Regions from separate parts of the Mus musculus genome. Here all the other regions are linked to region 1. A link is a loop called in an ENCODE intact Hi-C map of the cell type or tissue named here. Cell type or tissue: heart. All regions are shown on one strand. Links, peaks and the distances in the headings refer to the core of each region. The heading gives the core; the rest is flanking DNA. Region 1 holds the start of Tm4sf4 (transmembrane 4 superfamily member 4). Region 2 has its middle 35 kb from the start of Tm4sf1. Region 3 has its middle 17 kb from the start of Gm51274.

What was found. Peaks named below come from ENCODE experiments on the same cell type or tissue, not always from the same donor. Only the 100,000 strongest peaks of a DNase experiment are listed, where the experiment ranks them.
Region 2: a loop joins it to region 1, with 5 times the contacts of the local background. A loop is called at or near these places in 16 of 42 quality-filtered maps.
Region 3: it touches region 1 in a loop (3-fold over the local background); 4 of 42 quality-filtered maps call a loop at or near these places.

What each region holds. Positions count from the first base shown.
Region 1 is chr3:57,424,110-57,434,239 of GRCm38, reverse strand. Tm4sf4 (transmembrane 4 superfamily member 4) reads right to left here and starts at 8,830. Exons shown (of 5, transcript NM_145539.2): 1 at 8,452-8,830; 2 at 7,683-7,772; 3 at 391-527. The coding sequence starts at 8,625. In heart, for the core only: a CTCF peak has its summit at 4,527; DNase peaks (open chromatin) are centred at 2,309 and 5,319; H3K27ac peaks cover 2,321 bases.
Region 2 is chr3:57,262,179-57,272,308 of GRCm38, reverse strand. It overlaps the pseudogene Gm18660. Among named protein-coding and RNA genes, the nearest start is that of Tm4sf1, 35 kb to the left of the region's middle. In heart, for the core only: a CTCF peak has its summit at 4,576 (motif pointing left); no DNase peak of the experiment used is centred there.
Region 3 is chr3:57,329,901-57,340,030 of GRCm38, reverse strand. It overlaps a transcript of Tm4sf1 not described here. Among named protein-coding and RNA genes, the nearest start is that of Gm51274, 17 kb to the right of the region's middle. In heart, for the core only: no CTCF peak of the experiment used is centred there; a DNase peak (open chromatin) is centred at 4,800.

The sequences.
Region 1 (10,130 bases), core at 719-8,718:
TTCACTAGTGCAGAATTAATCTATTCTGCTGGGACTATCACTATGGTGACTATGTAGTAGGCAGATTTTGCTTATGCTATTGGAGACCAAGCATCTAAAGCAGCTAGATGTTCTGACTTCTAGTCCTAGCTACACTCCTTGAGGACAAAAATATTTAATACAACTTGCTAATGTTTGGATGGGACAGGTGACACAACAATTTTTCTCCAGATAACTGAGGCATCCTCTTCTAGTTACATCTGTTGTGTTTGTCAAAAGGACAATCAGAAGTGAAAACTATGCAACTTCTCTGAACTGCACAGCAAGCTTTGCCTTGAGGGGGTGACATGCTGAGAGTACATGGTGGAGAGGCTGTCACCCCATTATGATCATTGTCCAGTGGAGCCTTACCCATCGTGGAAGGGGTATCCCCATGTACCATTGGCCATGAAGCATTTAGGACCCTTGTTGATAGAAACAGCTGAGACGATAAATGAGTAGCCAGCACCTAAGAATCCAATCACAGCAAACAACGTGGAGGTGAACATCTGAAAGAAGAGAGACAACAAGGCTCTTAGGCAGAGATTAATTATGTCCAGTTACGCCATTCAGTATACCTGCCCGGCCTGACGCTGAACATGATGGCCTTAGGGTAGGAGTCATTTGTTATTACAAAGGAGACGTCTAGCTCTGTAAGGGTGAAGCTTTGTGTCCTGTGCTCCGCCTTTTCACTTCCCTCTCATTTTTTGCTCATTCATTGATTGAGGAATGCCACACTCTCTGGTACACAATGGTATGCCTGTAATCATGCTTTTGGAGAAAGAGGCAAGAGAATCAGAAATTCAAGGTCATTCTGGGCTATCTATTAAATTTAAACCAGTCTAGGACACATGAGACCCTGTTTAGAAAATAGCAGGATGAATGTTATTTTGAGAGCATGCTCATTTGTAATTTTCTTTCTTTTTTTAAATTTTTTTTTAAGATTTACTTTATTTGTTATATGTAAGTACACTGTAGCTGTCTTCAGACACCAGAAGAGGGAATCAGGTCTTGTTACAGATGGTTGTGAGCCACCATGTGGTTGCTGGGATTTGAACTCAGGACCTCTGGTAGAGCAGTCAGTGCTCTTAACCGCTGAGCCATCTAGGGGAATGCCAAAGAGTGAGTATAGATGTAATCATCTGCATTTAGGCAAGTGAGAAGTCAGGTTAACAAAAACCACCAGCAAGGCAATAGTGTAACTGTTGGAACTTCTTCTAGACCACCTCTGTCTACAATGTTAATTTCATATATAATGTAAACGGCCTAGCTAAAAGAAAGATATAGAAGAAATTAACAATGTATTTTGTTTAATTTTACATATTTAGCATGTTATCACTTCAGCATGATATCAGTATAAAATATATGCCTTTTTCATATAAGTTCTTTGGAATATGGTCATATTTTGTGTAGATTAGGCACTTCCCATGTGAATATGGTCATATTTTGTGTACATTAGGCAATTCCCACATTTTCTGTAGTCACACTTGGCTATCATATTGAATAATCTTTATCTAGGTCATTTGAAATTTTTGGTAGTAAAAGGTTTTAAAATTCATGGATCTGGTGTTCATTGAATTTGTGGCAATGCTTTCTCTCAAGAAAGAAGGGAATGTGATAGATAGAGGAATGCAGTCATTCTTAAGTGAATAAGTTCTGCTTTATATCACTATATGATGTATCTGGAAAAATGGGGCACTGGGTTACAGGTTCAGAAAGCTACAGGTGGTATATTATATTTTTGATTTCCAGTTTGAAATAACCCATGTAAAATAAATAAAACAAACACTTTAATTTTCATAATCCTACAGAATAGGTGAATCACATAAAGAAAGGTGCACTTTACAATATGTTGCTATAATTTATATCACACAAATATGTCTTTAAAAGTTGGTAAGTATACTGTCACTATATAACTATTAATAAATATATGATATTTTTAATTCTTTTATTGTTTTGATATAAGGTCTTACTATATAGACTAGGCTGGCCTAGAACTCACAGAGACACACCTACAGCTGCCTCCCTCAAGTGCTAGATTAAAGGTCTGTGCCACCATGCCTAGCCAGATATGATCTGACCTAAACCAGTATGGGTTGAGTCCTATTTATCATAAATTTTCATGCTAAAACTTCTTTTATTCAAATGGAATTTACTGAGATGAAATTAGTTATGTTAGGGTAGCCACTCCCAAACTGATAATATTTAAAGTGGATAGTCTTGGGACTTGGGACAGCTTCCAAATGTCACCACCTCTTGAGAGCAGCACTGCCTGCCAGATTTTGGAGTCCAGCATGGAAACACTCCCTGGCATTTGTACTGCAGGATTCTCTATCTCCCTGAAAGCGATAAATAGAACAGAGGAACACTAATGCTCACATGACCACAGATGGGTATGAGCCACAGGGGCAGGATCTGGATCTAAATCCTGGCTCCTCCCACCTGACCTCGAGAAGTTAAACATTCTTTCTCGTTTCCTCTTCTGTATAATGAGGTTCAATTATAATTAATAATTATAATCAATAATAATTAATGAGTAAGAGAGCCTATTCAGTAGTGACAAGTGACCCCTCTACAAGAGCCAGATATCCCTCAGGGTTAAAGCAGTGTGAGCTACTAAATAATGCCCAGCATACCATTTACTGACAAGCACCAGGGATCTTTTGTGCTTATTATAGGAAAACTTCTGTGACACTATAACACACTCAATATATTAGGATTAGTACATACTTTATTATTATTGTTCTATAATATTTTAACTGTTGTACCCTTACCTTCCTTTCTACAAGTGCAAAATGCAAAAATCTAGGGAGAAAAGCAAAAGTAAACAGATTTCTTCTGAGATGCTCGGTCCAGAAACCCATTCTACAGCCAAATGCTCTACTGCTGATCTACTTCCTCCCAATCACATTTTATCCACACCCCTAAACATGCATGTCCACATTGTGTGCTGTCGAAGCTTTCCTTGAAACAGATGATAAGAAACTTCTGAAAGTCAATACCTTTTAAGTCACCCTGCCAACTTTATGACTCCCCCTACCCCAAATCATGGTCCAGTGATAATTGTGCCCAGATCTGTCATTACTCAGACTGTATCTTTGGCAATCTTTTCTATGCTGCAGCGTATGGGACAGAACACATGGGAAGGACAATGGAGCTGGAAGGGGAGGAAAGTGTGTGACCTAGGGATATAGTATTTACACTGTGGGGCAATGGCTATGTGTTAGGGATATACCTCTGGTGGCCACAGCCCTTCCTACTTGACAATCATTCTAAGAGACCTATAGAGGCTACCTGAAGTTAGTTCTCTCCTTCTCCCTCCTTCCTTCCCAATCCTAGTCTCCGGAACACTGGGATTATAGTGTAGAGCAAGCTCAACTGGTTTTCTCTGAAAATAGTAGTATATTGTATTTTTTGCTTTGCCTTTGCTTGAGAAAGCTATGGGACTACAATCAGAAACGTAGTGTACAGACTGGCATTCCTCACTTGTAAAATGAGTTACTTGTGTAACTTAAGGGACTTTTGTGAGGATTGAGCCTGAGAAAGTCTAGAAATTCCCCAACACCTCCCTTTGAACTCCTTGCGCAGTCAGCTGACAAGCATTTATCTCGGGTTTGTATATCCTTGATACCAGCACACTTGCCTGAGACTTCTCTTCCTTCTCCTTACAATACTGTTGTGACCCCTTCTCTGATTCTGGTAAGGTCTTTCCACAGTTAGCACTTGTCATTGCCAGAACCCATATTACAGCAGGGGAATTGACTTTTCTATTTTGTTTTGCCTTTGTTTCAAATATTTGGCATGCTGGGGATTAAACCTAATGGCCTATACATGGCATGCAAGCATTTCACTGCTGGGCGTCCTTCCTATCTAAAGAAGATGCTTTTTAAAGACTGAGAACAATAAAGAAATGTAGATTCATACTAAACTCTTACTTAATGATAATGCATCCTTTAAAAGCATTGCCTTTTAAAAAGATTTACTCTAATATTTTTACTTATTCACTTTACATCTCATTCACTTCCCCCCTCCTGGTCACTCCCTCCCACAATCCTTCCCCCACCCCCATTCACTTGTCCTCTGAATGGGTAGGACCCCTTGGGTATCCCCCTACTCTCAACAAATCAAGTGTCTGCTAGGCTACGCTCTTCCTCTCCCACTGAGGCCAGATAAGTCCTCCCAGATAGAAGAACGTATACACATACAGGCAACAGCTTTTGGGATAGCCCTTGTTCCAGTTGTTCTGGGACCCACATGAAGACCAAGCTGCACATCAGCTATCTGTGTGGGGAGGCCTAGGTTCAGCTTGTGTATGTTCTTTGGTTGGTGCTCAGATTCTGAGAGCCCCAAGAGTCCAGGTTAGTTGACTCTGTTGGTCTTCCTGTGGAGTTCCTTTCCCCTTCGGGGCCTGCAGTCCTTCCTCCCTTCTATTCTTCCATAATGCCTTTCTTAAATGTTCTTCAATCTGGCTGCCCCTGTAAGGGATAAAGAGCTAGATATTCTGGATCTGCCTGTAGGGAGCAGTGGTTAGCTGAGTACAAGAAGTGTTCACTCACTTAACTGCACAGAGTTGCCTTATGATGGCGACACCAAGATCTTTCTTCAAAATGTCAACCACGTTGCCCTGCCTGGGGTGGGGATGTATGGATTTATTACTTGATGTCTGCCTTGCCCCCGCTGTCTCCTTATCAATCTACTTTCCATCCCATTATTAAAGACACTTAACTTTGAGTCAAGTACAAGGTTTCTAAACAACCCTTTCCTAAAATGAACGAGTTGATAAAATTAATTAGTTGTCTCATTGGGCCCTGGGTGATGAGCACTTCTCAAAGATTAAAGAGAGTACAGGGGGCAGTGACCAAACAGACAAGGCATGGGAAAAAGAGTTAATGACCTAAAAACAAACGCAGGTCAGGGCTTCAAAGGCCACCCTGAAAGGTACTCGTTCTTCCTCTTTTCCTGGCTCATTTCAGCCTAATTAATCTGAGAGTTCAGACCTTTGGGCTGAGTGAGACTAAGCCTCTCTCTGTATCCCTCCCTCTCACAGGAGCCTGTGGGGGGGTTAGATATGAGAGAGAGAGAGAGAGACAGAGACAGAGACAGAGACAGAGAGATAAAGAGACAGAGACCATCAGATTCATTTTCTCAGGCTTCACAATGAAACTGTGAAGTGGATGGTTTTAAGGATGTTTACAGTTCACAGGTTCACGTTATCTCCACAAGGCTCCTGCCTTCCAATTCCTGCTTTTCTATTATTGAAGGACAGGAATGGTGGTGCAAGCTCAGTTAACATTTGGGGAATGTGCTAGAAAAACATAACAATGCCAGTGGGGGTGGGGGAGACGGCCACTCTGGCTTCTGCTGTGTTTGCTCACAGATCTTTCTACTGGCAGAGTTTCTCAGAGCTGCACAGATAACTGGGGCAGTGTCTACTTGTAAGGAAATGCCTTGAGCATTTACAAAACTCAGATAGGTACCAGTGTAGTGCTTTAATGATGCAGCTGTGTGTGTGTGTGTGTGTGTGTGTTTGACAAAAATGTCTATTAATGATCTCACTTGGTGTTCCAGAGCCTCTAAACAACTATAAAGTCCAAGCCTTTAACTATAAACATGGTCTTGGAGGGAAATAAGAACACTACCAGGTTCCACAAAGCATCCAGTATGGAACCCTAGAGCTTAGCCATGACAGCACAGGCCATACCAACATAGCATAGGCCATGGTTGTGCCGGGAGGCTAGTGATGCCAAGTTAACTTCTTATTTGATAAGAAGTAAGAAGTATATCCTGGAGGCCTCAGGAACCCTGGTAGATGATATATATTGACCAGACCAAATATTTTAGAACATGTTTGCTCAACTGTGCTGGGGACAAATGAATTTCTTGCTGTACTCTGCATTTAAATCTAATGAAATTAAAGTTTTGTATAATACTTTGGACATGGTTTCACTTCTGCCTGTGGTTATAGCAAAATCTAGGAACACAGAAGCAAGCCTGCCCTGCTACTGGCCTGTTGTGTACCAGCTGACCATTGGCCATTATCTCACTCTCCTCAAGGTCAGAAGTGCAAAGACAGATTTTAAAGACAGGTATGGTTTTTATTTATTTTCATCCATATTCCTTAATTGGTATTGTTTTCCAAATTGTTACCTCCCATTTATTTGACAAATTATAAATGCTCTAATGGGAAAAAAGATGTATACAGCACTTCCTTTTCCTTAGAGTCAATATGAAAATATGATCAAATGTGTAGAACATGTGGCACATAACTATATCAAATGCACCATTGCTACTTCTTACACTCTTTGCAAATGATGATTTTTGAATGCTGAAATGACCATTTTCAGTACTTATGATGGTTTTCTAGAAGGTGAATATTCTATGTACGATGTGATGTCACATGAGAAACTACAGTGTCCATAAAATACACCACGCACAGCGGCCTTTCATGTGTACATACCTCTTTCTGGACTAAATCAACAAATGATGGTGAGAAAGAAATGTCAAGGGGGCTCTGCTTCAGGATGGGTAGATAGACTTTCAAGAATTCAACGTGGGCTTGGGAGTCTCCACGATGGGAGCACGAATCCTGGGAAGCTGGAACAGCTGCATCCCTTGCTCTTCATGAAACCCAGGCTCTACCTCCATTGTATTTTTGCCTTATCATATGCCCAAATGCTTGATAGTTTTTAATCCAACTCTTTCATTAATTTGTATTGCAACTTTGAAAGAAAAACTGACATCATTGCAAACATGAACAGAGTGTCATTAAATGTTGGTCATCAAATGCCCTTTGTGTTCCGAGAGCTTTAGGTTGCTTTCCCTTTGTTACAAAGGAAGTTTGAAGGTTTAGAAACAGCAAAGACTTATCCCCATCAAAATAAGGATTTCTTTCCTTCATAAAATGAAAACAACTGGAGGATAAGTAAAAGAAAACATTCTTTGTTGTTTCGATACGTGTATCTTTATACCAGGGTTTGGTCCATATCTAGGGAATTCTGATCCAGTCCAACTTGCTTATCTTACACTTGGTGTCTTGCCCAGCTGCAGAAATGGGACCTGACCCACATTCCAGCATTCCTCCTGCCCCTCTGGGAACATTAATACCTCCCTAGTCTCTGCTTCACCAACTAAAAGATGGATGGCCGCATGAAAAAGGAGAGGAGATTGAAATCCCAAGGTTGATTCTGAATGGCAGTGGGAAATACAGAGCCTCCATAAAGAGTGACCTTTGCTGTGCTAAAGAAGGGGGCTTAGTTAGCTTTTAGGGAGGGGGAAGATACCATCTTTTATTGTGCCCCAGTATCCTTCAATGGTGATGCAATTGAGGGCTGGAAGAAGGACATGGCTTGTTCAAGTTCTCATGTCTTCTTAGTGGCAAAGGGAAACCTGTGGCTCCATCTTTGCCTTCCTTCTGGGGCCTCACTCTGGTTTTAAAACTCTGGCATCTCAGTGTACTGGTAAAAAATGGATCTACACCTTTATGAAGGCTGTAGAATATATTTATTCTTATTATTCCGTATCAGTGAGAATTAGAGCTTAATCCTGTACCAGATGGCCCAGGAGTCTTGGCTGGGGCTGATTACTTGTTTGGCACACCCATGCTGCCCAGAACAAGCGGGCAGTGAACCCCAGAGATTCTGTCAGCTGATCCCAGAACGACTCACCGCAAATCGCTTCCCACAGCCCTCATTGCCACAGCATCCGCAGCAGTCGTTGTTCTGCAGGCCCAAGAACACAAGCGCAGGGAAGATCATCTGCCGGCAAGAAAAGTGCTTAGACGGTCTGGGGTGAAGGGAAACCCACACTTTTTCTTGCCAGTGAAGACCTCAGGTCTCAGGGGCTTAAGTGGGGCAGGCAAGACCTAACAGCCGATGGCTCATGGCAGCTTTTAGTACAGGGATTCCATTTGGTCAACTTCTGTGAGGAGATTTTAAGAGTAGATAGGCTGAGTTTTTCGTTTACAGGGTGGGTTTAGGGCAAGGATATATTTATACTCAGTGTATAAAAAGCAAGGCCTCCACTACTACAAGCTGGAGGTCCCACGCGTATTTGGAAACAAGGAGATGAAGAAGCCGTGAATTCCTGAATGAAAGCTTACTTACAGCTTCTGTGTCCCTTCATTCTAAGTCAATCCATTTGTATAAAGCACTGTGTTCTGTTTTTAGTTCTTATTGCCACAATTGACTAGAGTAAAATAATCAAGTGGCTATTAGCTTGGTTCTCTGGGCTCAGATGTCTTAGGGTGACTCCAGCCCAAACTTGGGGATGAACCACTTAGTAAACCAAGCTGTCCCCAGCCGCGAATAGAAAGGGGAAGTATATTAGGGCACTACTTTTCATCGCATATAGGTTGTAAGCTTCAAAATGGCATCTCCTGCAATAAGGACAGACGAGGATTTGCCTTCGTGGGAATGTTAAGGTTTCTCTACTCACCAAGACTCCACTTCCCAATATTCCTCCGAAGTACCAGACCTCATCCGAAAGGTGGCTTTTGTCGTTCACCACTTTTCCTCCAGGAAAGAACAACAGGATATTTGCCAGGAGGCCAAACACAGCCAGGGGAATGAGGGTGCCCCCCAGGCACCTGGCACAGCCCCCAGTACACATGCTGGGGGGTCACAGGAAAGCACAGAGATCAAAGGCTCGTCGCCACCAGCTTGACGGTTCTCCTCAGGGATTGCAGCAGCACGTTCCAGTGGCTGTACCGGGGTCAATAAGAAAAGTGGGACCAAATATCAGAGTTCTTTGAACCTTGGAGACACTTCACTTCTCAACTACGGCAGGCCTTCAGTGGCAATGGATATTTATATCCCTGACTCTATGTCTCTCTCTCTCTCTTTTTTTTCCAACCCCATAAATGAGATTACGTTTTGTGCGATCGTTCAATTGTTTTGCCATGGAGACCAATAACCTCTGTTAATAATCCACCAGCACAGACAAGACATTCAAGTTGTTGCAATTGAAGAGAAGGCTGGGACAAGCAGTGCTCAGCACTGCCCCTTTAATTTCATAATGTCTCTGCCCAAATAAAGAAGTATTCCCTGGGCATTATATACATCACTCTCATAACCCACTAATATCCTGATTAATGTTATGACTCCCAAACACTAAGTGATCTGCTTGGCTCTTCCTTGGTCTTGTTCACGGAAAGCCTGAAACACAGGCTTATCCAGATGGCCTTGCTTTCCTTAATAGAGAAGCAATTCCACGGACTTATTGGATACTGCTGAATTCAGGCCTGGCGTTTTTAAAGGATAAAATCAGAACAGCTATTTGTTTTACTGCCCGACTGCTGTATTTCTTTATTTGTTTACTCAATTAGGTAATTAAATACCATGTTCTTCCCAACACGTCATAGAATCGGCAAAACCAACTTTTCTAATTGGATTGTTTTGTTACTTCATACAGAAATAGAAACCTGTGTCTAAAGGGCAAGGCAAGAGAGCCCTGGGAGAAGCTAGATGCTAATGGAGGTAGAGAGGAGGAGACTGGAGGCAGCTAGAAATCGGAAGGGAGGAAGGAAAACAAACCCATGCAGAGGCTTTGCCGCCTTACAGGAGCACGGTTCAGTTACTAGTTTGCTTTGTGTCATTTAAGTTGTCTCAGACACACTTACACCAGCTCCACACGATGCATTGACCTATCCTGGTACTGTGTGATGAGTCAGCCAGAGGACTATGGGGTGAGGAAGAGAATTAGCTCTTTACTGACAGTCTAGAGGTCAAAACTAAGGACAATAAGTAAAATATTTAGGGGTTGGAATTGTTGCAAAAACAAAAATAAAAGCAAAGCAAAACAAAACAAAACAACAACAATAAAACCAAGCAACTGACACCTAACTGTCATGGAGCACTTGCTCCTTGGCAGGGATGGCCAGGGAAACAGTGGACTATGCTTTGCCAAGTCTCCAGGACCACTGTCCAGGGGAGCCGGCTGTGAGAAGGATTATAGAGAGGCAGACACTGAGGTTCATTCTGAAGAGTCTACAAAATGTGCCTTGGTTGTTCTGTATACACACTTAGAGAACTCAGGGCCAGTGTGAGATAAACAAAAACAAAAGGAAGTGTTCACTGAACATCTGCAAAATCACCCCAAAGTACAAATGAGTATTT
Region 2 (10,130 bases), core at 1,362-9,361, 160 kb after region 1:
GGAATATTGCCTTGGTTGTTGTGAACCTGCAGACTACAGATTTATCTCATGTCTCCTTGTAGCTCACCCTGTGCTCTAAATGCCTTGACATATATGGCTATAAATGCAATCTGGCTATAGGGGGGAATTTCACCACCAAGTCCAAAATATTAAAATTTGCTGGCACAGAGATCTCATTACATTAAGGGCTGAATAACAAGGTACCTTGATACTAGTATTTCAAACACAAAATCAAGAAAAAGTTTCAGACTGGAATGTAGTTAAATGGATTCAGAAGTTGAACAATTTGGGATACAGGAGTACAGCTATATAGTAAAGATGCTGTATAGTGACATGCACATATAGCTGAGGCCTTGGTCACCCTGGAGATACTGTTATAATATTCTGTGCAAAAGAAGGGGTGAAATTATCTGCAACTAAAAACATTAAGTTTTCACAAATAAGTAATATTGATAAAGAGGTAGAAATTATTACCCTGGACATGAAGGACCCAGTTCAGCTAACTTTTGAACTGATTTTTTTTTTTAAAAAAATCATTCCATTGTATCATATAGTAACACTTAGAATTGGGGTAAACTGTGTGAAGCTGTGTCTCTGTCATTCCTCATCCACCTAATTCATTCTCTGGTTGGCTTTAATAAAGATCTAATGGTTAATCAGCTGGGAAGGAAATGGAAGGTAGGACTTCTTGGGAGGAAGAAAGGAACACTGTGAAGGAGAATAAGAAAGGCCCTTTTGGTAGGAGAGATGAGAGGAGACAGATATGGTTATGGGCCTGGAAGGCATAGGTAGACATGGGATGGGACAAGGTGGTCTGGTTAACTTAGATAAGCTAGTTGAGAATCTGACCAGCTAAGGCCTAAGCTTTGAACTATTAAAAGGTTTCTGTGTGGTTATTTGGGGAGCTTGCTGGTTAAGGAGTAACTGCTGCCATATTAATTTCCACCTAATTAATATATATCATTGAAAAACTTAGTATGTTTGCTGATGTAACTCTTATTGTAAATTATAAAATATGGCGGACACAGGAAATATAAATTGCTGTTTAGCCCCCAAGTTCAATGATGAAGGATCTTAGGCATTGACAGAACCTGAGAAAATGGGGCTTTTAAGGTAGCAGCATGTTCTGAAATCTTTTATATCACCATGAGAATATAGATACTGTTTGTAAGTAACCAATTTAATTTGCGTACCCTGGTGCAAATTACTATTTGAGCATTTAAAAAATATTTCCTGGATATTTGAGTGTGTTTTCTTTTGGAAAGTGCCAGCTGATTTTATCAGTCCACTTGTTATTTTGTTGTTGGGTATGTGATAAGTTAGATTAGCTGAGAAAACCAAACATACATAGGCTAGAAAGCTCCCTTTTAAACTTACTTTTGTTAAATCCCAATGTTTTTTAGATGTTGTGATTTAATGTTTGTCTCAAGCTTTCCATCTTGCTTTCTTATTAGACCTATTGGTTACTCAGGAATGTATCATTTAACTTCCTCATCTCAGTATTTCCAGTGGTCAACAGGGGGCAACATGTGGGTAGAAGCATTTCCAGTGGTTAACAGGGGCAACCTGTGGGTAGAAGCAGTTGTGTGCACAGAGACAGGAGGTACATGCAGACTGAGCTGCTCAGTTTTGCTCTGAACTTGAAGCAGTTGAAAAAACAAGTTTCAACATTTTTTTTTTTTCAAGACAGGGTTTCTCTGTGTAGCCCTGGCTGTCCTGGAACTCACTTTGTAGATCAGGCTGGCCTCGAACTCAGAAATCTGCCTGCCTCTGTCTCTCAAGTGCTGGAATTTCGAGGCCAGCCTCGTCTACAAAGTGAGTTCCAGGACAGCCAGGGCTACAAAGAGAAATCCTGTCTCGAAAAACAACAACAACAACAACAACACAAAAAAGGAAAAAAAAAAAAAGAAAAAGAAAAAGGAAAAAAAAAAGGAAAAGAAAGAACAAGTTTCTACTCTATCCAAGCAATTGCCAAGGCTGAGAATTATTCTCTACTTCTGTACAGTGTCACCCTTACAAACCGTGATTCTTGGACTCAGATGACATCACCAACTAACTTGCAATGGATGGCAGGTCACAGTTATCAATCAAAAACACCAAGCATTTTAAAAGGTATTTGGGTTGATCTGACCAGCTCTTTTCTTTTTCTTTTTTTTTTATTTCATTTTTTTATTAGATTTTTTTTCATTTACACTTCAAATGCTATCCTGAAAGTCCCCTATACCCTCCCCCTGCCCTGCTCCCCAACCCACCCACTCCCATTTCCTGGCACTGGCATTCCCCTGTACTGGAGCATATGATCTTCGCAAGACCAAGGGCCTCTCCTCCCATTGATGGCTGACTAGGCCATCCTCTGCTACATATGCAACTAGAGACACAGTTCTGGGGGGTACTGTTAGTTCATATTGTTGATCCCTCATAGGGTTGCCGACCCCTTTAGCTCCTTGGGTATTTTCTCTAGCTCCTTCTTTAGGGGCCCTGTGTTCCATCCAATAGATGACTGTGAGCATCCACTTCTGTATTTGCCAGTCACTGGCATAGCTTCAAAAGAGATAGCTATATCAGTGACCAGCTCTTTTCAGCTGTGATCCAGTGGCTTCGGCATGCCTCATCCAGTCAAGAGATTGAAAAGCTCCTTGGATGATTCTATTAGACAGAATAATAGCCACCAGAAAGGATGAATTCTTGAAACATGCAGGTCAAGTTCTTCAGTCTTGCACACGTGGCAAATGCCGTGAGTCTTTCCCAGTAGTCGCTTCCAATGTGCCTGGACACAATTTTAGCACCCTTTTCTAGTCATCTTGTTTGTCAGGCACTGGTAATAGACCAGAGTCACCACTGAGTCTACTTTGGTATCATTCTGTCCTAATCAGTCAGTCTTGTTAGATCTGACTCCGACCCCCCAGCACACCTCATTTCTGCCACCACCATCATGACTTGACATTTTTATAGGACAGCCCTTCAAGCCATCTACTTCAGGACAGCTGTAGAGGCTTCTGGTGCTGCCGTGAGTTCATTCATGTTATGCTTACAGTCTTCAGATCTCAAGAACTTTCAAACATTAACTCATTTGTTTGGGAATGTCTGGTCTTATGAGGACTAATGAGCTAGTGCTTACACAAGCTGTAGTGTTCCCAAGATGAACACATCGTGTCAACTATACACTTCACATTTCAGGGCCTCTGAGAACTTGGAGGAGTTGGCTGCTTTTTAAAAAATGGCTTTGCTATGACTCTCCAATAAGGCCCAGGTTCAGGCCCAGCCATGCTGCTGATCTTTAGAAAGGGAGCAAGGAATGGGACAAGAAATGAGGAGGTGATGCACATGGGACTCAGCCGTTGTTCCTGTCTAGTTTTGTTACCTTAAGCAAGTCCCTTGTGTCACTCAGCTTCTCTTTCCTTGTTTGTCCATGGGAATGGTAATGTCTGCCTGAGATAATGTATGTGAGAATCTGGTCAAAAGCAGACAGTGCTGTGTTAAGAAGCTGAGAGGTGCTTCTGGCTGATTTTGAAACCCATGTATGTGTGTGCATGTTTACATGACAACAGGGTGGGGGAGATGGGGAGTGTATACCTGATTAGAAAGCCTGTCTGAGCCAGGAACCTCACACTGTACTGTCCAGACCTCACTGGGCTCTGTATCCTCATGTTCTCTTGACTGAAGTCCAGCCAAGAACCCCACCTACATGCTTTCTTTTTGCCCTCTCTGTTTCCTTCCCCATCAGCCCTCCATGTCCAGGTCCAGAATTTCTGAGTCTGTGCCAGGTCCTGCCCTGCACACTGACCACCCTCCAGGCCCAGGCCCAGCTAGAAGGCAGCATCTATGTCTCTTCATGAGTCTGTCCCTCCTGAGACACTAAAGGACAGTGCCTTAGTCCTGGATTTCCCAGGCTCTAGAACAGAGAAAAAATTATTGTCATTTATAAATTACACAGTGGGTAGTATTTTGTTACGTTGTATAAATGGGCTAAGATTACAAGACTAACTCACCATGGCCCTGGGGTTAGTGTATTTTGAGTGTTCTGGCATGAGCGTAAGCACATTTTAATGGGTAAAAGGAGAGGCCATTATGATTTGCACGTACCTAGGATCTAATGGAATGCTAGAGTATAAGCCCCAAATAAAATTAAAAGGGAAAAGGATATTGAGGCAAAGCAATACAAGGATGTCATAAGTAGCCTTCATGAGAACCCCATATATGATGGAGAAACATGAAAAATATAGAAGAGAGCAGAGCATTCTGTAACCACTATCATTTAAATTCACTGGTCCCTATCGAAGAGGTATATGTGTTCCGTGGTAGAAAGCAAACACCATAGTTAATACCTAGGGGCCTGCATTATCCACACCCCCCACCCCACCCCTTTCCAGTTTCCTCTCTGCCTCTAGACTATTCTTGGCCGTTCTAGCATGGCAGTCTCTCCAGAAATGGGGGTTCAAAACAATATCATTAAGAGCCTTGACTATAGAAGGGAGCTCTGTTTCCCAGTAAGGGTCCCTATAGTGACTCTCTGTGAAGGAAGCATTTTTAGAAAAATAAACAGGCTTTCGACAGTGACACCATGTGGCCGACAGGAGTAATGACAGCAGTGGGCTGCCGGTCCCTTCCCTAGAGCTGAGAATGATAGCTTGAACTTGAGATGGGCACCTGGAGAGGAAGGCACTTGCCTTCCTGATACTGAAGGGAGTAGGTATGACAGACAGTGATGCTTTTCAGTTTTGTATCTGAAGTTCTTGGACCAGTTCCCATTTCTTAGATTCAATCTAAAGTAAACTTTATAAATTGGCTTTCGTTACATTCTTAAAACTTGGTAACCAAATAATACTGATTTTTGTAGATTCGCCCGAGCCTCTGACTTTTGCTTCATGCTAAGAGCATTATCTCAGCTTCATTTTTTCTATCACTGCATGTATGCTAATTAGTTTTGTTTAAAATAAAAGAAATATGGAAGAGTGAGAAGACCAACAACTGAAATATCAAGAAAAATTATGCAGTGATTATAGCATCTCTGATACATTTCAGATAAAACACCAGTGGTTTTTGGTAACCATTTGATTAAAAAATTTTCAGTTATCATCTATCAACTATTTGTCTATCTATCTATCACCTATCTATAATCTATTTATTTATGTGTATAAGTATTTTGCATAAGTGTATGTATGCACATGGATGCTTGGTACCCACAGAGCTCAGAAGAGGTGTCTCATTCTCTGCAACTGGACTTAGGAGAGGTTGTGAGCCACTATGTGAGAGCTGGGAATCAAACTCACATCTTCTGCAAGATCAACAATTTCTTTTTTCTTATTATTGAATATTTTATCTATCTACATTTCAAATGTTATCCCCTTTCCCAATCCCCCCAGAAACCCCTTATCCCATCCCCCTTCCTCCTGCTTTTATGAGGGTGTGCCCCCACCCACCCACCCACTTCTGGCTCCCCACCTTTGCATTTCCTTGCACTAGGGCATCGGGCTTTCACAGAACCAAGGGCCTCTCCTCCCATTGATGCTTGTCAACTTCTCTTAACTGCTGAGCCATCTTCCTAAACCCACCACTTCGTGTTTAAGGGAAAGTTATTCACCTCACTTATCATGAATTTTTAATTGATAAAATATTTAATTTATTCTAGGTCCAGTCTTAATTTCTTGAAGCATTTATTATTACACGAGAATATGGGTGTATAAATTAGTCAACGTGATATTGTTTATGTGGCTTAGCATAAGAGCCCTGCTAGAAACCAGGGCATGTTCAGGGCATGACTGTGTCTACAATGTGTACAGTAGAAAGCATCGTGTCCATGCAGATAGCTACTCACCCAGAAAGAATCTCAGTGCACTTAGAAGAGGGGCTAGGAGGGGGTCTGAGCCAGCATCATCTGCCACTCCTGATCTTGAATGCATAACGGTATAGACAAATGACAACCCTATTAGATCAGTAATTTACACATGTGAATGAGATGTCAGAGACTAGGTCTGTCAGATTTTAAAGTTAAGACAACTTAGTTTGTTTTAATCATTTATTTATTTATTTACACTCCAGATCTAACCCCCCCTCCTCCATTCACCCTCCGACTGTTCCACATTCCTTATCTCCTCCCCACCCCTCTGTCTCCACGAGGATGTCCCATCCCCAACCCCACCCCAACCAGACTTCTAAGCTCCCTAGGTCCTCCAGTCTCTGTAGGGTTAGTTATATCTTCTCTGACTGAACCTAGACTTGGCAGTCCTCTGTTGTATATGTGTTGGGGGCCTCATATCAGCTGGTGCATGCTGCCTGGTTGGTGGTCCAGTGTTTGAGAGATCTTGGAGGTCCAGGTTAATTGAGACTGCTGGTCTTCCTACAGGGTTGTCCCCCTCCTCAGCTTCTTCCAGCCTTTCTCCAATTCAACCACCTGGGTCAGCAGTTTCTGTTGTTGGTTGGATGCAAATATCTGCATCTGACTCTTTCAGATTACAAATATCTGCTTGTTGGGTCTTCTAAAGGGCAGTCCTGATAGGTCCCATTTTGTGAGGACTCCATAGCCTCAGTAATAGTGTCAGGGCTTGGGACCTCTTCTTGAGCTGGATCCTACTTCAGACCTGTCCCTGGACCTTCTTCTCCCCAGGCTCCTCTCCATTTCCATCCCTGCAGTTCTTTCAGACAGGAACAATTATGGGTCAGAGTTTTGACCATGGAATGACAACCCCCTTCCTCACTTGTTGCTCTGTCTTCCTGCTGGAGGTGGGCTGTATAAGATCCCTCTCTCTACTGTCAGGCATTTCATTTAAGGTCCCTCCCTTTGGGTCCTGAGAGTCTCTCACCTTCCAAATCTCTGATGAATTCTGGAGGGTGGCTCCCAGCCTCCTACCTCCCGAGGTTGCCTGTTACATTCTTTCTGCTGGCCCTTAGGGCTTCAGTCCTTTTCCCTTATCTAATAGCAGATTAGGTTCCCCTCTCCCATCCCTCCTCCCCTGCTGTCTACTTTCCCTCCCAGGTCCCTCTCTTCCTCCCTACTCGTGATTGTTTTCTTCTTCCTCCCAAGTGAGACTGAAGTGTCCTTACTTGGGCCCTTCAGCTTGTTGACCTTTTTGAGTTCTGTGGACTTTATCTTGGGTATTCTGTACTTATTTATTTATTTTGGTTAATATCCACTTATTAGTGAGTGCACACCATGTGCTTTGGGGTCTGAGTTAACTCACTCAGGATGATATTTTCTAGTTCCATTCATTTGCCTGCAAAACTCAGGATGTCCTCATTCTTAATAGCTGAGTAGTATCCCATTGTGAAAATGAACCACATTTTCTGTATCCATTCTTCTCTTGTGGGGCATCTGGGTTGTTTCCAGCTTCTGGCTATCACAAACAAGGCTGGTATGAATACAGTGGAACACATGCCTCTGTGGCATGGTGGGGCATCTTTTGGGTATATTCCCAAGAGTGGTATTGCTGGATATCCAAGTAGATCTATTTTCAATTTTCTGAGAAACCTCCAGATTGATTTCCAGAGTGGTTGTAGCAGTTTGCAATCCCACTAGCAATGGAGGAGGATTCCTCTTTCTCCACATCCTCTCCAACGTGTGTTGTCACCTAATGATTTGATCTTAGCCATTTTGACTGGTGTAAGATCAATGAAATCTCAGAGTCACTTTGATTTTCATTTCTCTGATCATAAGGACTTTGAACATTTCTTTGGGTGCTTCTCAGTCATTCAAGATTTCTCTGTTGTGAATTCTTGGTTTAGTTCTATACCCCATTTTTTGATTATTATTATTATTATTATTTTTGGTGGTTAGCTTCTTGAGTTCTTTATATATTTTGGATATTAGCCCTCTATCAGATGTGGGGTTAGTGAAGATTTTTTCCCAATCTGTACGTTGATGATTTGTCTTATTGACTATGTCCTTTGCCTTACAGAAGCTTTCCAGTTTCATGAGGTACCATTTATCAATTCTTGATCTTAGAGCATGAGTCATTGTAGTTCTGTTTAGGAAGTTTCCCCCTGTGCCAATGAGTTCAAGGATCTTTCCCACTTTCTTTTCTATTAGACTCTGTGTATCTGGTTTTATGTTGAGGTGCTTGATCTATTTGGACTTGAGTTTTGTGCAAGGTGACAAATATGGGTCTATTTTCATTTTTCTACATGCAGACAGCCAGTTAGACCAGCACCATTTATGGAAGATGATTTCTTTTTTCCATTGTATGTTTTTGGCTTCTTTGTTGAAGATCAAATGTCTGTAAGTGTGTGGTTTTATTTCTGGATCTTCAATACTATTACATTGATCAAGGTGTCTGTCTCTCTACCAATACCATGCAGTTTTTAATCACTATTGCTCTATAGTAAAGCTTGAGGTCAGGGATGGTGATTCCTCTAATCATTCTTTTATTGTTAAGAATTGTTTTCACTATTCTTGGATTTATGCATTTCCAGATGAATTTGAGAATTGCTTTTTCCATGTCTTTGAAGAATTATGTTGGGATTTTGGTGGGAATTGCATTGAATGTGTAGATTGCCTTTGGTAGATGGCCATTTTTACTGTATTATTTCTACCAATCTATGACCATGGGAGATCTCTCTCTATTTTTTGAGATCTTCTTTGATTTCTTTCTTGAGAGACTTAAAGTTATTGTCATACAGATCTTTCACTTCTTTGGTTAGAGTTATCCCAAGATATTTTATATTATTTGTGGCTATTGTGAAGGGAGTTATTTCCCTAATTTCTTTCTCAGTCTGTTCATCATTTGTATAAACGAAGGCTACTGCTTTATTTGAGTTAATTTTATATCCGGTCACTTTGCTGAAGTTGTTTATCAGCTGGAGAAGTTCTCTGGTAGAATTTTTGGGGTTGTTCATGTATACTATCATATCGTCTTCAAATAGTGATATCTTTATTTCTTCTTTGCCACTTTGTATCTCCTTGATCTTGTTTTGTTTTCTTATTGTTCTAGCTAGCACTTCAAGTATTATATTGAATAGATATGGGGAGAGTGGGCATCCTTGTCTTGTTCCTGATTTTAGTGGGATTGCTTCAATTATGTCTCCATTTAATTTATTATTGGCTGTTGCTTTGTTGAAAATTGCTTTTATTATATTTAGGTATGGGCCTTAAATTCTTGATCTCTCCAATATTTTTAACATGAAGGGATGTTTTATTTTGTCAAATGCTTTTTCTGCATCTAAGAAGATGATCATATGATTTTTCTTTTTTGAGTTTGTTTGTATCGTGGATTACATTAACAGATTTTCATATATTGGACCAAGTTTGCATCCCTGCGATGAAGCCTACTTGATCATGATTGATGATGGATTTGATGTGTTCTTGGATTTGGTTTGCAAGAATTCTATTGAGTATTTTTGCATCAATATTCATAAGCAAGATTGGTTTGAAGTTCTCTTTTTCGATTGGGTCCTTGTGTAGTTTAGGTATGTTGGACCTTCATTTTCATTAAATTCTAAAAAGTCTTTAATTTCTTTCTTTCTTTTTTTCCCTGATCAAGTTATCACTAAGTAGAGAGTTGTTCAGTTTCCACATGTTTGTGGGTTTTTTGTTGTTATTGAAGATCAGCCTTAGGCTACAGTGATCTGATAGAATGGATGGGATTATTTCAATCTTGTATTAGATAAGGGTTATTTTGTGACCAATTATACGGTCAATTCTGGAGAAGGTATCATGAGGTGTGAGAAGAAGGTGTATTCATTTTTTTTTAGGGTGAAATGTTCTGTAGATATCTGTTAAACCCATTGGGTTCATAACCTCTATTAGTTTCACTGTGTCTATATTTAGTTTCTGTTTCAGTGACCTGTCTATTGGTGAAAGTGGGGTGTTGAAATCTCCTACTATTATTGTGTGAGGTTCAATGTGTGTTTGAGCTTTAGTAAAGTTTCTTTTATGAATGTGGGTGCCCTGGCACTTGGGGCATAGATGTTCAGAATTAAGACTTTGTCTTGGTGGAGTTTCCCTTTGATGAATATGAAGTGTCCTTCTTCATCACGTTTGATAACTTTTGGTTGAGTCTATTTTATTGGATATTAGTATGGCAACTCCAGCTTGTTTCCTGGGACCATTTGCTTGGAAGACCTTTTTCCATCCTTTATGCTGAGATAGTGTCTGTCTTTGTCATTGAGGTTTATTTCTTGCATGCAGCAAAATGTTG
Region 3 (10,130 bases), core at 861-8,860, 94 kb after region 1:
CGATTTTCCCAGCAAAGCCGAGATTTCACTTTAGTAGGTCTGATACCTTGTGAGACCCATCTGATTCCTCAGCCTTAGAATCACCGATTCTTATCTTAAAATAGGCAACATTCTTTTTTGTTTGTTTGTTTTCTGAGACAGGGTTTCTCTGCGTAGCCCTGGCTGTCCTGGAACTCACTCTGTAGACCAGGCTGGCCTCGAACTCAGAAATCCGCCTGCCTCTGCCTCCCAAGTGCTGGGATTAAAGGCATGCACCACCACGCCCGGCTAATAGGCAACATTCTTAATAGAGTCTTTGAGTGATTTCCATACTTCCTTTGGACACTTTACAAGCCAGGCCTCCATCATCTCCATTGCCTTCAGCATTCTTATCTTCCAAGTTCCTCCAGAACAGCTTACTGAACTCTGATTGTTCAATGGCTTTTCTAGCCTAAAGCTCCAAAGTCTTTCCATAATCCTCCCCAAACCAGTATGTCATGTCTATCACAGCAATACTCGACTCCTGGTACTAACTTCTGTCTTAGGTAATGTTCAGGAGGATTTATTTGTCTTATACTTCTATATCATATTCCATCACTGAAGGGAGTCAGGACAGGAATTCAAACACGCATAAACTTGGAGACAGGAGCTAATGCAGAGGCCTTGCAGAGGTGCTGCTTGCTGGCTTGATACTCTGGCTGCCTCAGTCTGCTTTCTTATAGCACCTAGACCACCAGCTCATGAGTGACCCTATCCATAGTAGACTTGGCCTTTCCACATCAATTATAATTAAGCAAATACCCCATAGGTTTAAATATAGCTTGATCTTTGGATGCATTTTCTCAAATGAGTTTCCTAACTCTCTGTTGATCCTAGCTTGTGTCATATTGACATAAAGCCAGCCAGTTCCCAACACTCCCCCCCTCATTTTTTCTTCCTTCCATATTTCCTCACTTTCTCCCTTCCCTGGTCATTTTAAAGGATTAGTGACTATACGTAGAGTAAATTCACTGTGAATTCTAGGGAGGTGATTCATTTTCACCTTTTCTACGTCCCAACTAGAAATGAAAGGCTTGGCCTTCTTGAGTCTGGCTTCAATAGTGTACTGGCTGGTTTTGTGTGTCAACTTGACACAAGCTAGAGTTATCACAGAGAAAGGAGCTTCAGTTGGGGAAGTGCCTCCATGAGATGCAGCTGTGGGGCATTTTCTCAATTAGTGATCAAGGGGGAAGGGCCCCTTGTGGGTGGGACCATCCTTGGGCTGGGAGTCTTGGGTTCTATAAGAGAGCAGGCTGAGCAAGCCAGGGGAAGCAAGCCAGTAAAGAACATCCCTCCATGGCCTCTGCATCAGCTCCTGCTTTCTGACCTGCTTGAGTTCCAGTCCTGACTTTCTTTGGTGATAATAGCAGTGTGGAAATGTAAGCTGAATAAACCCTTTCCTCCCCAACTGCTTCTTGGTCATGATGTTTGTGCAGGAATAGAAACCCTGACTAAGACAAATAGTAACAGTAGAAATGAAGGCAGTATAATCAAGGAGAGAGTTACCAGATACAAAGTCCAGGTAGCCCCTGGGCTCAGGTCAAAAGAAAACTCCTTTTGTCGATTTTATAAAATTCTTTTTTTTTCCCTTTCTTTTTGGTTATTTTATTTATTTACATCTCAAGTGTTATCCTCCTTCCCATTTAAACCCACTATCCTCTCCCCTGTCCTCCCTGCTTCTACGAAGGTGCTTCCCCCCATCTACCCACTCCTGCCTCATTACCCTACGCTGGGTTATTGAGCCTCCACAGGACCAAGAGGTTCTACCCTTCCATTGATGCCAGATAAGGTAATCCTCTGCTACATATGCAGCTGGAGCCATTGGTCCTTCTATGTGTACTCTTTGGTTGGTGGTTTAGTCCCTGGCAGCTTTGGGGAGTCTTTGGTTGGTTGATATTGTTCTTCCTATGGCGTTGCTAACCCCTTCAGCTCCTTCAGTTCTTCTTCTAACTCCTCTATTGGGGTCACTGTGCTTAGTCCTATGGTTGGCTGTATGCATCCACATCTGCCCTGGTCAGGCTCTGGCACAGCCACTCAGGGGGATTGCTATACCAGGCAAGCACTTCTTGGCATGAGCAATGGTGTCTGGATTTGGTGTATGCAGAAGGGATGGATCCTTTGATGGGGCAGTCTCTGGATGGCCTTCTCTTCAGTCTCTGCTCCAATCTTTGTCACTGCATTTCTTTTTAACAAGAGCAATTCTGGATCAATATTTTTGAGATGGGTGGGTGGCCTCATTCCTCAACCAAGGATGGTGCCTATCCACTGGATGTGGTCTCTACAGGTTCTTTCTGCCCTTTGTTGGGTATTTTGGTTAATGTCATTCCTGTTGGGTCCTGGGAACCTCTTGGGTCCCTGGCATCTGGAACTTTCTAGTGGCTACCCCCAGTTCCCCATTCCCTGGCCGCTACACACCTCCATTTAATTTCCTGACCCTCTTTACTCCTCCCCCCCGTCTCCTCCCACAACTGATCCTGCCCTCTTTTCTCTCCCCTTCCTCTCTCCCTCCCAGGTCCCTCTCCCTCCCTCATTCAGAGGGTCATGACCCTTCTGAATGTTGAATGACCTTTTCCTAGAAGTTGCCCAAGATCACCAGAAAACACAGATATTTTCATTATGATTCATAACAATAGCAAAATTAGAGTCATGAAGTAGCAACAAAAGTAATTTTACGGTTGGGGTTATGGCAACATGAATAATTGTATTAAAGGATCATAGAACTAGGAAGGTTGAGAACTACTGCTCTAACGTTTTCCTTAATTATGAATTTAGATCTCCCTGTATCATTTTCATGTTGTAAATGAGTCTTTCAGCAAGAAAAATTCAAGATACTTTCCTATTAAATGAGAAGTGTTTTGAACCTTGAAAATATCCTTCATGCTCATTATAGTTTACAACTAGATCTTACTATTTAGCCTGATAATTAATTCACATTACTTAATTTGAGGCTTTAAGTATTATTTGATAACTATATTTGCACATTATTATTGTTCTTTTGAAATTATAATATGTGTTATCTTATGTTACACATTTAAACATACTGCCATGCAAAGACATATAACTATCACTTAGCTATCGTGGGTGTTACTAAAGTGGGATCTAGCTCAAAGGGAGGTCCCAAGGCATGACACTATTACTGAGGCTATGGAAAACTTACAAAAGGGACCTATCATGACTGTCCTTCAAAAGACCCAACAAGCAGCTGAAAAAGTCAAATGCATATATTTACACCCAACCAATGGACAAAAGCAGTTGACCCCTGTTGCTGAATAAGAGAAGGCTGAAAGAAGCTGAGGAGAAGGGTGATCCTGTAGGAGGACCAGCAGCCTCAATTAATCTGGATCCCTGAGCTCTCCCAAACACTGGACCACCAAACAGACAGCACACACCAGCTGATATGAGGCCCCCAATACACATACAGTAGAGGATTTTCCAGGTCTGTGTTCATTCAGAGATGATGCACCTAACCCTGAAGAGACTGGAGGCCCCAGGGAATTTAGAGGTCAGGTGGGGAGGGGGCATCCACGTGGAGACAGCGAAGTAGGCAGGAGGTGTGGGATGTGGAGCAGTCAGAGGGTGGATGGGGGTGGGGGATAAAATATGGAGTGTAAAAAAAATAAAAAGAAAAAAAAACCAAGGAAGAAAAAAACAAAGGAAAGAAAAGGAAATGAACCGCGTTATCCATGAGCACATGATAAAAGAAAAAAAAAAAACCTTTGAAATATGCTCTAAAGAGATATTCATAGAAAATATGCTCTGGGAACAAACCTTACCAAAAATTTCTTTTAAGGACTTGAGACAGTCTTACTATGTAACGCAGGCTGAAATAAACAGTCACAGGAATGATGTCCTTTTTTAATTCCTGAAAAAATGAATAATTATTAAAAGCACACTGAGAACATGACATGATTCCGGTAGTGATTTCTAAAAGGAGAGGCTTTGGAGTAGAGGAGGAAGGATATATCTGCATGCAGCGATCAACCAAGGATCAGATTTCACCATGAAGACATTCTGCATCAGGTCTGTAAATGACAACTGTTTTCATGTGAAATGTCCTGGCTTTCTCTGGCCTCTATGCAACCTCCCTTGACTCTGCTCTTAGACCCAGCTCAGGTTTAATTTCCCCTCTTTACTGCCACTGCCCTCTTTTGGCTCTTACACTGGACACCTATTTCTTTCCAGCTACAATTCAATGTGTTATTCTGGGCTGGAAACACCTTGAGATTAGAATTGCAATCTTGTGTTACAAGCGAAAAAAACAATTCCTCAAGATTAGTTCTGCTGAGTTAATATAGTGGAAATGAGTGAAGCTAACAATTAAAAGGCAGACAATAAGTCTCAGGCCACATGATAACTGAGGGGGAGCGTAAGGAAGGGTGGGGAGGCTAGCTGGCACCAGCCAGTCTGATGTCCAATGCTGATAGGAGATTGTGTGTGTGTGTGTGTGTATTCATGAAAGTAGTGGTAGTGCAAGGGTAGTGAGCATATAACTGTGTATAAATATTTTTAATATAGCATTGTTCTCCGACCTTTACAAGCATATACTTGTGTGTACTCTTGCAACACATGCATACACACATGTATACACACATCCATACACACATGCATACACACATGCATACACACATGCACACAAATGCTAACTCCTTGTTCAGTTTCTCAGATATAGCTAAAGCCTTTATTCTGCTCTCTCTCTCTCTCTCAATCCTAGACTTATGAATTTACAGACAGCCCTGAACTTCCTGGCCACCAAAGCAAAGGTCCCTAGGGCATAGAGTCTCTCAGTCTTGGCATTTGTCCCTATTTTCCACATCCTGTTCAAGATCCAAAATAAAACAAAACCCACATTGTCACATAAAAACAAGCTGGAGATTGATTTCATTTGAGAACTCAAAATGTTCCCTGAGTCTACTATAAAAATAACACTACATTTCAATTTTAAATGATCTGTTCATGTGTGTTCTTACAAGACCCTACAGTTTCATACCATACAAAAAACTTGAGTCTGCTTCTAACAAAATATCAAACCATTTTCCAGGTGCTAAACTGTATGGAAGTAGAGCCTACACTTGTTATAAAGCTGCTAACGATTATAAATTTGCTTTGTAGCTTGAATGTTTGTGACATTATCATAATTTTATATTTCAGACCACAGAGGGAGGTCATCATTATCATGGTCATTTTTTTTTTAAAGAAACAGTATGATACCTCCAAAAGGAGTATCCACAAGTGCTGAACTTGTGACTCTAACATGATTCTCTCCAGTGCCCAAAAGTGTTCATGGCAAGATATCCCAAGAGTACAATAGTGGCACTTATGTATTGGGGTGACCAACAGCCTAGTTAAAATTAAGGCCCATTTAATAGGAGAAATTAATGTCTCAGACTGTAAAACTAGCCAACTTCCCCTTGGCTGATGAGGTTATAGACCTTAGAGGATGCTCTACTTCTGTTACTTTCCCAAGTCAGTGAAAATTTGTAACTGTATTCTAAATATGCATCTTTATACCTACAGGTAAATGTAGTTCTCACTCCTCATCAAATAAATTTCTCTTTGTACCAGCTGGAGAATTATTACAGAATTCCATAGCTGATCAAAATGTAGAAAACAACTGACCATGGGATGCCCAGCTGTGATAGTTTGTATATTCTTGGACCAGGGAGTGGCACCATTTGGAGGTGTGGCCTTATTGGAATAGGTGTGACTTGGTTGGTGTAGGTGTGTCACTGTGGGTGTGGGCTTAAGACCCTCATCCTAGTTGCCTAAAAGTCAGTCTTCCACTAGTAGCCTTTGGATGAAGACGTAGAGCGCTCAGCTCTGCCTGTGTCATGCCTGCCTGGATACTCCCACTTTGATGATAATGGGCTGAACATCTGAACCTGTATGCCAGCCCCAATTAAATGTTGATTTTTTATAAGACCTGCCTTGGTCATGGTGTCTGTTCACAGCAGTAAAACCCTAACTAAGACACCATCCCAACTGACACATCTACAACACAACCTCTGTCCCTAACAGTTAGGGAACACCATAGGAGAGGAGGAAGAAACCTTTTAAGAGACAAAGGACCAAGGTATCTGGTGTGAGATAATGGCTCCCCAAAATGTTGCCTAAATAAGACCTGCACAATGAGAATAGTAGTTGACATTCCAAGATGAATGGGGAAAACATAACAAGGCTCCCACTCCTAGATGCAAAGCTACAAGCAATTCTTGAGAAAGAAAGAATGAACTTTCTCCAGGGCCAAACACTCTGATAGGCTATACAGTTTCAAATATATATATATATATAATATATATATATATATACAAAACCAAATGTTCTCAGCAGTGTGTGCTTCCTTATATATTCCATTCAAGCATTAAATAAATTAAACATACCACTTTAAAAATTCTTACTAGGTTGTATTCAAGCATTGAATATAAATGGAAGAAGACAACATAAATTTGAGAGAGCATTAGGAGCATGGAAGGAGTTGGTAAGGGAGAGGGGGAGGTAGAAATGATATCAATACAGCAAACACATATAAAACTTTCAATAAATAAATAAAATTATAAAAATAAAGAATAGTACCACCAGACAGTACCAAATTTGTTTGTGAGAACCTATGTAATTTAAAAAATAGATACGACCAGAGTATGCTTTGAATAGGCTAATATTTACTTCTGAAATGGAAAATTCTGTCAATATGAAGAAAAGCTAGAGCCAAGGAAGTTGTTGGAAGAATTTTCACTAGGGGTTAAGAGTTGAAAGCTATCATTGTAGAGTCTTAGCGGCTTTGGGCTGAAAGAGAAGGTGGATACTTAGCATAAGATGTATTGCCTAGGAGGGTGTTTTTTTTAAATTATTATTATTATTTATTAGAACTACAAAAATCCTGCAATTTTAAAATGAAGGCTATACATGGGTGTAAAAATATATAAACATATAAGCCTACATGAATGAGTCTATAAATGAATGTAGCCATATTTCCTGATAAGTATGTATGAAACATGCTAACCTAATCAACTATACATGACAAAAATGCAGAAAAATATTTACTTGCCATTACTTTTTTTCAGTTAACCTAGGGAAGGCACATTAATCGCAAAACAAATAATGGATCCAAACGAATTGTTCTGAGCTTTAAATGCCATCTGTGCCTTTTTTTTAATTTATTTTTTTATTAGGTATTTTCCTCGTTTACATTTTCAATGCTATCCCAAAAGTCCCCCATACCCACCCCCCCAATCCCCTACCCACCCACTCCCCCTTTTTGGCCCTGGGGTTCCCCTGTACTGGGGCATATAAAGTTTGCAAGTCCAATGGGCCTCTCTTTGCAGTGATGGCCGACTAGGCCATCTTTTGATACATATGCAGCTAGAGACAAGAGCTCCGGGGTACTGGTTAGTTCATAATGTTGTTCCACCTATAGGGTTGCAGTTCCTAGGAGGGTGTTTTAAGGTGATACGTTTGACTCATTGAATTTTTTGAACAGAATATACAACATTAGAAATAAAAAGGACCTACAACTAAATGGCAAGATCTCATAATGGGTCTCATAATGACCATGCGTACAAATGGACATAAATGATATTTCACATAGCTATAGCAATTGTGATGTGACATAAAGTGAAAGATATATGACTTTTACTGTTAAAGACAGGCATGTGCTAATCCATTGTGATTCTTTCCTACTTCATAAAGACAAAAGTCATTTAGTGTTGCAAAATTCTGTATCACACCAGAAAACCTACACACTCACAGAAACTGAACAACTCTCTATTCAATGATCTCTAGGTCAGGGAGGAAATAGCAAAAGGAGTTAAACACTTTCTACAATTTAGTGAAAATGATGCACAACATACCCAAATTTATGGGACACAATGAAAGCAGTGCTAAGAGGAAAGTTTATAGCATTAAGTCCCTCTGTAAAGAAATTAGAAAGTCTTCATAATTTAAATGTATAACTGAAAACTCTAGGAAAAAAAAAGGAAGCAAACACACTTAAAAGGAGGAGAAGGCAGGAAATAATCAAAATAGAAGCTGCAATCAATCAGTTAGAAACAAAGAAAACAATACAGAGGATCACTGAAACTAAAAGTTGGTTCTTTGAAAATCAACAATATAGACAAACCCTTAGTAAAACTAATCAAAAGACAGAGAGACAGTATTCAATTAAAAAAAACCAGAAGTGAAAGGGGAGACATCACAACTAACACTGAGGAAATTTAAAAAGTCATTAGGTTGTACTTTAAAAGCCTGCACTCCACAAAATTGGAAAATCTTAACAAAATGGATGGTTTTCTAGACAGATCCACTTACCAAAGTTAAATCAAGATCAGGTAAATTATTTACACAGCCCTTTAACTCCCAAAGAAATAGGAGCAGTCATTAAAAGTCTCTCAACTAAAAAGAAAGTCCAGGGCAAGATAGTTTCAGTGCACAATTCTACCAGTCCTTCAAAGAAGAGCTAATACCAATATTCCTCAAATTATTTCACAAAATAGAAACTGAAGGAATACTGCCAAACTCATTCTATGAAGACACAATTACCCCAATACTTAAACCACACAAAGACTAAACAAAGAGAGTTCCAAACCAATTTCTTTTATGAACACTGCTGCAAAAATACACAAACCAAATTCAGGAACATACCAAAAACATCATTGATCATGATCAAATAGGTTTCATCCCAGGGATGCAGGGATGGTTCAATATAAGAAAATCCATCAACATAATAAACCATAAAAGCAAATTGAAAGAAAGAAATCACATGATCATTAGATTCGGAAAAAGCCATTGAAAAATCCAACACTCCTTCATGCTAAAAGTCTTAGAGTGATCAAGGATACAAGGCACATACCTAAGCATAATAAAAAAGAATATACAGCAATATTCTTTAGTGGAGAGAAACTTAAAGCAAGTCCATTAAAATCAGAGAAAATATAAGGGTTCTCAGGCTCTCCATATATTTAACATAGTACTTGAAGTTCTAGCGAGAGCAATAAAACACTAAAGGAGATCATCAAGGGGATACAAATTGGAAAGTAAGAAGTCAAAGTATCAGTATTTGTAGATTATATGAGACCATGCACAAGCGACCCCCAAAATTCTACTAGAGAATTCTTACAGCTGATAAACACCTTCAGCAAAGTGGCTGGATAAAAAATTAACTCAAAGAAATCAGTAGCCCTCCTTTATACATATGATAAAAAGGCTGAGAAAGAAATTAGGGAAATAACTCCCTTTACAACAGCCATGAATAGCATAAAATATCTTGGTGTAGCTCCAACCAAGCAAGGGAAAGGTCTCTATGACAAGAACATCAAGTTTCTGAAGAAAGAAACTGAGGAAGATCTCAGAAGATGGTAAGATCTCCCATGCTCATGTATTACCATTGTGAAAATGGCCGTCTTACCAAAAACAATGTATAGATTCAATGAAATTCCCATTAAAGTTCCAACACAGTACTTTACATACCTTGACAGAGTGATTCTCAACTTCATATGGAAAAACAAAAAAAAAACCCAGGACAATCCTGAACAATAAAAGAACTTCTGAAGCTATTACCATCCCTGACATCAAACTATACTACAGAGCAATAGTAATAAAAACTGCATGGTATTGATACAAGAACAGACAGGTTGATCAATGGAATAGAATCAAAGATCCAGAAATAAAACCACACACCTATGGAACTTAATTTTTGATAAAGAAGACAAAACAATACAAGGGAAAAAAGAAAACATCGTCAACAAACCAGCAGGCCTAATTGGATGACTGCATGCAGAAAATTTAAATAGATCTATATTTATCACCTTGCACAAAACTCAAGCCCAAATGGATCAAAGACCCCATGTAAAATGAAATACACTAAATGAACAGACTTTAACTCACTGGTACAGGAGACAACTTCTGAACAGAACACCTGTGGCTCAGACTCTAAGATTAACAATTAATAAATGGGACCTCATAAAACTGAAAAGCTTCTCTAAGGCAAAGGACACTGTCTTTAGGACAAAACTGCCGCCTACTGTGGAAATCAACTTGGTAGTTTCTCACAAAACTGGGAATAATTCTACCTCAAGACCCAGCTATACCACTTGGGTATATTCCCAAAATATGTCCACTCT